3 separate regions of the Homo sapiens genome follow, and all the other regions are linked to region 2. The links are chromatin loops, found by intact Hi-C in ENCODE. Cell type or tissue: heart left ventricle. All regions are shown on one strand.

Region 1 (2,500 bases), 490 kb before region 2:
GCTTGGCTAATTTTTTTGTATTTTTAGTGGAGACAGGGTTTTACCATGTTAGCCAGGATGGTCTCGATCTCTTTTGTTGTTTTTATTTTTACAAATTTATAGGGTACATGAGAAATTTTTTTACTTGTATACACTATGTAGTGATTAAGTCAGGATATTTAGGGTGTCCATTACCTGAGTATAATACATTTTTGTTAAGTGTATTCACTCTACTGTGCTATTAAACATTGAATTTATTCCTTCTATCTTACTGTATGTTTGTACCCTTTCGCCCACTTCTCTTCATCCTCCCCCTTTCCTCTACCCCTACTCACCCTTCCCAGTCTCTGTTATCTATCTTTCCACTCTGTACCTGCATGTGGCCAAATGTTTAGCTCTCACGTATAAGTGAGAACATTCAGCATACAACTTGATGAATTTTCACAAGTGGAATACACCTGTGAGACTAGCACCCAGATCAGGAAACAGTGTATTCCCAGCACCTTGCATGCCTCCCTGGTCTCTACCCCCACACTCTCCCCACATACACTCCAAGGGTCACAATGTGGCCATCCTCTAATGGCAGGGATTATTGTTGCCAAGTAAAGTTTGTAGCCCTTCATGTGTATTAACTCACTGAATCCTCACCATGACCCAGAGATGGTTCCGTAACTGACCTATTTTACAGGGAAGGAAAGTGAGGAACACATGGGGTGAGCTGCCGCCGAGACCCCACTGCTAGTAATTAGCAAGCTGTGGTTCAATGCAGCCATCTGGCTGCCCCAGTGGTTCACAGTCTTGAACCACTAAACTGCTGCAAAAATATCATGGTGGCTGGAGAAACAGTGTGAGTCAAACAAAACTAGATTATGTGGTGGCTCATGCCTGTAATCCCAGCATGTTTGGAGGCTGAGGCAGGTGGCTGAGCCCAGGAGTTTGAGACCAGCCTGGACAACATGGTGAAACCTTGTTTCTACAAAAAATACAAAAATTAGTCAGGTGTGGTGGTGCACACCTGTAGTTCCAGCTACTCAGGAGGCTGAGTTGGGAGGATCGTTTGAGCCTGGGAGGTAGAGGCTGCAGTGGGCCATGATTGTGCTGCTGCACTCCAGCCTGGGTGAAACAGTGAGACCCTGTCTCAAAACAAAAACCAAAAAATAAATAAAACCAGATTCTGGGAGAAGGGCCACTCATTTCCACATGGCTCTTTGCAGGTGGCTTTGCTTGTGCTTGTGCTGTTTTCATCTTCCCACTTGCTGCTCAGGACCTGTTGAGGGAACTTAGGGATGGGGGTTGATGCCGGGGCAGTGACTGGCCCAAGGGCTACACCTGGAAGCGTGGGATCAGGTTTGAGCCCAAACCCAACCAAGGGACATGTTAGTCCTCTCATTTCACAGGGAGAAACTGAGGCGAGGAGGGATTGAATGGGCTACATTGCTCCTCTCTCAGTGGGCCTGGGAAGCACATGGCTTTGCTTATAGCTGAGACTAATTTGTCATAAGTCATCAATCACACCTGTGTCTGAATTGAATGTTCAGAGGCCACTGACCCCTCAGAGTCCTTGGTGGAGCATGGGACCTCAGCTGCACTTGTGCTGGAGACAGGAGGTTTGCCTGGGAGCCTGGCAGATGGATCCAGGAGGAAGAAGGAGAGTAAAAAGCTGCATCTATATACTCCTTTGCAAAGTAAAATGAAATAAAAAGGAATGCTTTTGAATGCTTCTCAGTGCTGAGTGTTTTCCGTGATCTTGCACGTGGACAGTGGGAGGAACCTAGATAGATTCGGTGAGAGAGAGCGGCACTGGGTGTGCCCACAGACCCAACCGTGGGTCCTGTCTCAGTGCTCACTGCTTAGTGCTGTGTGACCCTGGCCACAGCATTTCCTCTCTGACCCTCAGAGGACTCCTCACATCACCTCCAGAGGCCTGGGGAGAGAGCACTTGGTGAACCTGCCCCGGGGGGAGTGGGCTTATAACAAGGGAGTGCCAAGTCTGAGTCCAGAAAGCAGAGCTGCCCTTGGTGGGATTTTCTGACATTTCTTGGTAGCAGCAGAAAACATTCCCCCAAAGCCTCCCTACATGGTCAGGGTCCCCACAGTCCTTTACTAAGATGGTCTCTCCATGCAGCCTCCCTCATACCCCCTGAGGTTTCCATTCCTTTCTGGAACTCTCTTCCCTGAGGGCTAAGGACAGGGAGTGACAGGTGAGTGCCCTGCCTGCTGGTCCACACTCTCAGACAAGTGTGGGATGTTATATAACCACATTGGCAGACAGAGTTCAGACCTTGAAACAGCTTGGCTCATGAGACCTGAAACACTTCCTGAAGTTCTTGGCACTCTCAGTGTACACTCTAGCTCTGCACTGTCCAACAGGGCAGCCAGAAGCCACATGTCACTATTTAAACTTAAGTCAAATGAAGTCAAGTACAATAAAAAGCTCAGTGTCACTAACCTGTGTGACCTTGTCTCCTATCCTTCTAACCATCTTCTCCACCCTGGGCCCTTTTCCTCCTCGCATCCCTCA
Region 2 (2,500 bases):
ACATCTGTCCTGTTACAAGATTATTTTTATTTCTCTTGTGGTTTCCTAGCTTCTGATAATCAATAATTGTAGATGAGTAGGTGGTAAGTTTTAAGTTTGTACTTTGAGCTTAGTCGGAAGCATGCTTGACTGCCAACCCGGGGCACAAAGGATGAAGGCTTTTAGAACTGGACAAACTTCTAACAAAAGGTATTTGCAACTCTTTTGTAGTGTGTCATGTTGATTTGTGACATTGTTTTTGAAAATATGTGTTAACTTAGTTTTCTTGTAGCCCTCTTTTTATTGGAACTGTGGTATCTATTGTTGAAACTGCTTGACTGAGAACATTTTTATACCATAAAAGTAAATAGTAAACATAGCCCAGGAGCGGCTTCTGGTTTGTCCATCGTATGTAGCCATTGCCTCCTTGTACTCTCATTGAGAAGATACTGATTTGCAGATTCAGTTGTCCTTCTCTAACAGACTATTTATGTAATATTGCAGTTGTGATTGTGATAGGTAAGTGGACCAGTCGGTTAAAATAAATACTCAGGTTTCACAAAAGGAAAATAATATGATTTGTGTTGATCTAAATGAGTATAGGAGTTAACTCCTATAGTTTTTCATCACTTAAACTCAGGGGAAAGTTCTTTATTTCCTCTGTTTACTTAAGAATGCTGCTTTTGTGTTTCATGCAAGACTGAGCTTGACTCAGTTTGAAACCTAGGCTCATCTGTTGAGGCCTGAACCCTGCTGTCCTTGAAGTATGCATATAATTTGCTTCCTTCCTAAGGAAAAATAAGCTCTTGAAAGATAAAGTCAATCACATTAGGAACCCATTTTTAGGGTTTAGCCACTTTTTTTTTTTTTTTTTTTTAACTCATGGGCATCTCTTCTGTTAAGAGACATTCCCCACTCTCCAAGTTTCCCTCAAGCCTGAAGCAGCAGAGTGAGTAGTGTTGGAGCATGTTTTCATTGCATGCTTGGGTCATGTTGAGTGCCCTCCAGTGGATATAGTATAATGCTTGTGATTTTTTTTTTTTTAATTCCAAACAAGTTTATGTGGGATATATTTAGGAATAGTTCTGATGAGGGAGAATCAACTAAGAAACCTTTGATTTCTAAAATAATTAATATCATTACTGCTAATTAAAATACAGGCTTGAGAAAATGTCTTCTCAGCCAATATTTGCAGTAGAAAAGTCGGGAGGTTTTTTAAGGTCACTTTGAGTAGGCAGTTCTGCTTAAATATATCATAATGATAAACCAGAATCTCAGTATAGTACTTTAGGAGGTAAAAGATCATAATATTCAGTTATATTGATGAATTACAGCAACTGAAATTCTCAGAAAAAAATTAATGAAAATGTGAATTGTCAATTTGTCTAAAATCATTCACAGAGTAAAACATAAGTGCTCAACTTGATTATATTAGGAAATAGATAGAAATAAAGGTAATTGAGCCAGTGTATGTGACCTAAAATATAATGCCCTTAGTGACCATAGGGTTGGTCTCATTTGTACATAGTGGTGGGCCATGATGAACTGTGTTTTGCCCTTTGAATTTTTCCTTAAAAAGCTTTCTCTAGGCTCCTATGTTCATGGTTTTTCTGTTAGTAATATTATTTTCTGAAAATCCATGTTTCAAATCAGAATCTAATTAGCAACAGGAATGAAGCTTATTCTAAATTAGTTTTTGGAAGTTAAACGGTCAGCATATGGAAATTTTTCAGGGTTTAGATTTTTAAAAATTTGTTTTTCAGAATATGTTGCTGGAATGAAAACGTTAGCGTAGGGACGGAAAATGACACTTACCAGTGATTGCTTTACTTTGCCTGTGGAATTCAGTGTAATTTTGTGGAAACATTGGTATATGATTTTTTACTACTTAAGAAATGTATTGCTATAGTTAGGGTTTTTTTTTTTTTAAAGGCAAGAATGCCTCAAGTGCTTTATGTGAATGATTATTTCAGGATGGATTAAATATTCCTCCATCAAGGACCATACTTGTAAATCAGTGATTTCCAAGTTGGTGCTTAGTATTTACAGCATTTACTGTCTATAAGCTTCTGTTCTGATTTTTCAAGAGTTTTCTGAGAAATGAGAGTAGGCTTAAAAGTTCTTTGAAAAATTATGTACATACAACTTACTGAAAAAAATTGCTACCGGGGACTTAATTTGTCTCTTGAAATGGGCTACTTGCCTTCATTAATGTAGCATACTACAATTTGATGTTCAAGATATGTTACTAAGAATAAGATCGCTTTCAGAAGCCTTATATAGGATTGGTCTTACTACATTGTAGTGGGAATGGCTACTCAAATGTCTCCAGGGCCAGTTAGGTATTGGGTAAATGGGACCATGCAGACTATTAAAAATTGAAGTGCACATGAAGCAGCCAGTCATAAGCAGCTCCAGCCACTGTGTGGGAATATAGTTTATGTTGCCAGATCATCTGATTTCTTTCCCCTAAGTGGGAAATCCAGATCAATGTACATCTCTTGATTTGCAAGTGTTGGTG
Region 3 (2,500 bases), 480 kb before region 2:
AGTTTCATAATTGAAAAATGACATCTCATCATTGTTTTGTTTTCTGTATCTTTGATACAGAAAAGTTGAATGTATTTTTTCATATGCTTATATTGGTCATTTATATTCATCCTTCTGTGATTTAACACTACATTTCCTTTGCTCATGTTTTTCCTATTGGTGTGATGTTTTCAAGATTAATTTAAAAGAGTTTAACATGACTTAAATTATAACCTTTGTTTGTTACATTTATTTTCATATTTCTTTCCTGGTTTATAATTTTCCTTTTGTTATTGTTTTGTTATGTGTGAGAGAAAAAGAGAGCTGGTTAAGGTCCTTGGTGTCTATACAGACCCTGCCTCCAACAAGGGATAGATAAACAATAAAATATGTTACAAAACTTAGAGTAGATATTTTAAATTTTATGTAGTTAAACCTTTCTACATGAGATCTTTTGTTATATTTATTCACAGAAACTCCTTCTCATCCTGAAATAACTTAAATATCATTTTTTAACATTTAGATGTTTATGTCCTTTTAAAAATATTTAGTGTATATTTCACACATCTTAATTTTTATTTATTGTGAAGTCTAGATTAGATATAACTTTTTATCGCCTTCAAAAACAGCCATTTTCCTCAACACCATTTGTTCAGTAAACCATCTCCTCCCCTTAGTTTGTGATACATATGTTAGAGTAGGTAGCGAAGCAGACATGAGCAGGGCAGGAGAGGGCCTCCCCACTATCCAAAGAATGTCAGGCAACCGTCAGGTGATGGTCAGGTAGTTGTTAAACTAGCTCTCTAAAATAATAATTGGCCACAGCTGGCGCCAGGGAACGGCGGTCTCCCAATAGATAGAAAACACCTGAAACTGGTGATAAGCAGCTTCCCAGTAAGATTTCAGGAGCTGGGCAAGTGGGCTCAAGCATGCGCACTAAGAGGCAAAATGGCGGAGTTTAACTGGTGTATGACCTTCTTCTGGAAACGCTAAGCTGGTAAGGGAAAAAAACACCTCAAATGGGCATGCACTCAACTTTAGTAAACATACTGCACATGCGGCTCATCCCAAGTGCTGTCAGGCCACTGTGCATGTGGCCAGCCCACCCCCAGGGAAGAATCAGGGGAGAAGAAACGCAAACCCTGGAATCATGCCAATGATTCCCCAAATCGAGGGCTAGATGGAGCTCTTGGATCTCTCAGGTCAACCACTTGGCTCTCTTCCAAATGTACCTGACTTTCTTTCATTCCTGCTCTAAAACTTTTAATACACTTTCAGTCCTACTCTAAAACTTGCCTCAGTCTCTCACTCTGCCTTATGCCCCTCAGACAAATTCTCTGGAGGCAAGAATTGACTTGGTGCGCACCTGTATGAATCCACCCCTCTTAACATATATGATAGGCAAAATTCCCAAAGTCACTAAGGCCCGGTTTTCTGAAACAGCTTTAATCGTTATGCATTTCTTTCTGGTGTTGAATGGAAATCTGTCACCTTTTACCTTTTACTTCTTGAAGCTTCTGCTCCTGTGGCTCCAAAATATGAGGACCCTCATGACATTATTCTGTGAATGTGTGTAGGGGGCTCTGTGGACAGATGTGTCGCCAACAAGGCACCTTACTACAGATTGCACTTTGCTCTGTTTTCTTTAGTGAGAGGACGTTATCTTCTATGTCACATGTCACAGTTTCTAGCTTCATTAGAAACCACTTTGATGCCCCTGGGGGTAGCTTTCCCCAAAGGCTATGTGTAGGGAAAGTAGCCTCAGTTGTTAAGGGAGAAGCATGTTTTCAAGATGTATTACATTTTAAAGGTCTGAAAATAAGGCAGCCTTACCTATGGGCAGCCAGAGAGGTGGCGGAGATGGAGAAGTGGAGACAGTGGTTCGCAGTCTGCATGAGGGCCTGGAACCAGACCTGCCTGGGCACTAATGGGGCCAGCTTGTGGCCTGTTTCCACCCTGGGGAAGAGACTGGAGGTGTGCGTGTGGACTAAAAGAGAGTTACTACCTTGGTGCCCAAGCTTGCAAGCCTCTATACTTGCATAGGGATCATCCCTGTGGATGAGCACCCATGGGATAGTGTGGGTCTAAGCTCTAACAGCCATAGTCTGTTGCAGTGAGAAACAGTGGTTGCCATGGGATACCCAGACTCCAGTTCCCTCTCTGCAGCATCAGGGAAGGCTGACTGTTTTGTGACTGGGATTCCCGTTTGCATCAGGGAAGGCTGACTCCTTTGTAACTGAGTAACCCCCCTGGGAATCCAGTGTGGGCATCTGCGAAGCCTCAAGGGGAATATACTGAATTAAATGTTAATAATGTTTGTGTCTACTTAAGTAATTAATCAGAAAAAGTAAAGATTTGACATGCATTTGTGGAGCAGTTCAAACCAGTTAAACCTATCAAAACGGGTCAAATCAGATCAAACAGTTTAAACCACACAGCTATGGTTATTCCTCTCAAATCTTGTGGTCTCCAGACTCAATATTCTGATTTGTGTTATAATAAAGTCATTCTTAAAATGGCT

What was found. Peaks named below come from ENCODE experiments on the same cell type or tissue, not always from the same donor. Only the 100,000 strongest peaks of a DNase experiment are listed, where the experiment ranks them.
Region 1: it touches region 2 in a loop (4-fold over the local background); 20 of 110 quality-filtered maps call a loop at or near these places.
Region 3: a loop joins it to region 2, with 2.6 times the contacts of the local background. A loop is called at or near these places in 20 of 110 quality-filtered maps.

The regions. Positions count from the first base shown.
Region 1 is chr3:40,711,229-40,713,728 of GRCh38, forward strand. No RefSeq gene overlaps it. Among named protein-coding and RNA genes, the nearest start is that of ZNF621, 190 kb to the left of the region's middle. In heart left ventricle, no CTCF peak of the experiment used is centred here; no DNase peak of the experiment used is centred here.
Region 2 is chr3:41,202,200-41,204,699 of GRCh38, forward strand. The region is part of intron 1 of CTNNB1 (catenin beta 1); the gene reads left to right. Among named protein-coding and RNA genes, the nearest start is that of CTNNB1, 3.9 kb to the left of the region's middle. In heart left ventricle, CTCF peaks have their summits at 977 (motif pointing left) and 1,183; no DNase peak of the experiment used is centred here; H3K4me3 peaks cover 2,500 bases; H3K27ac peaks cover 411 bases.
Region 3 is chr3:40,718,940-40,721,439 of GRCh38, forward strand. LOC124909370 (a long non-coding RNA gene) reads right to left here and starts at 2,062. Exons shown (of 2, transcript XR_007095888.1): 1 at 1,813-2,062. It also overlaps a transcript of LOC105377043 not described here. In heart left ventricle, a CTCF peak has its summit at 1,150; no DNase peak of the experiment used is centred here.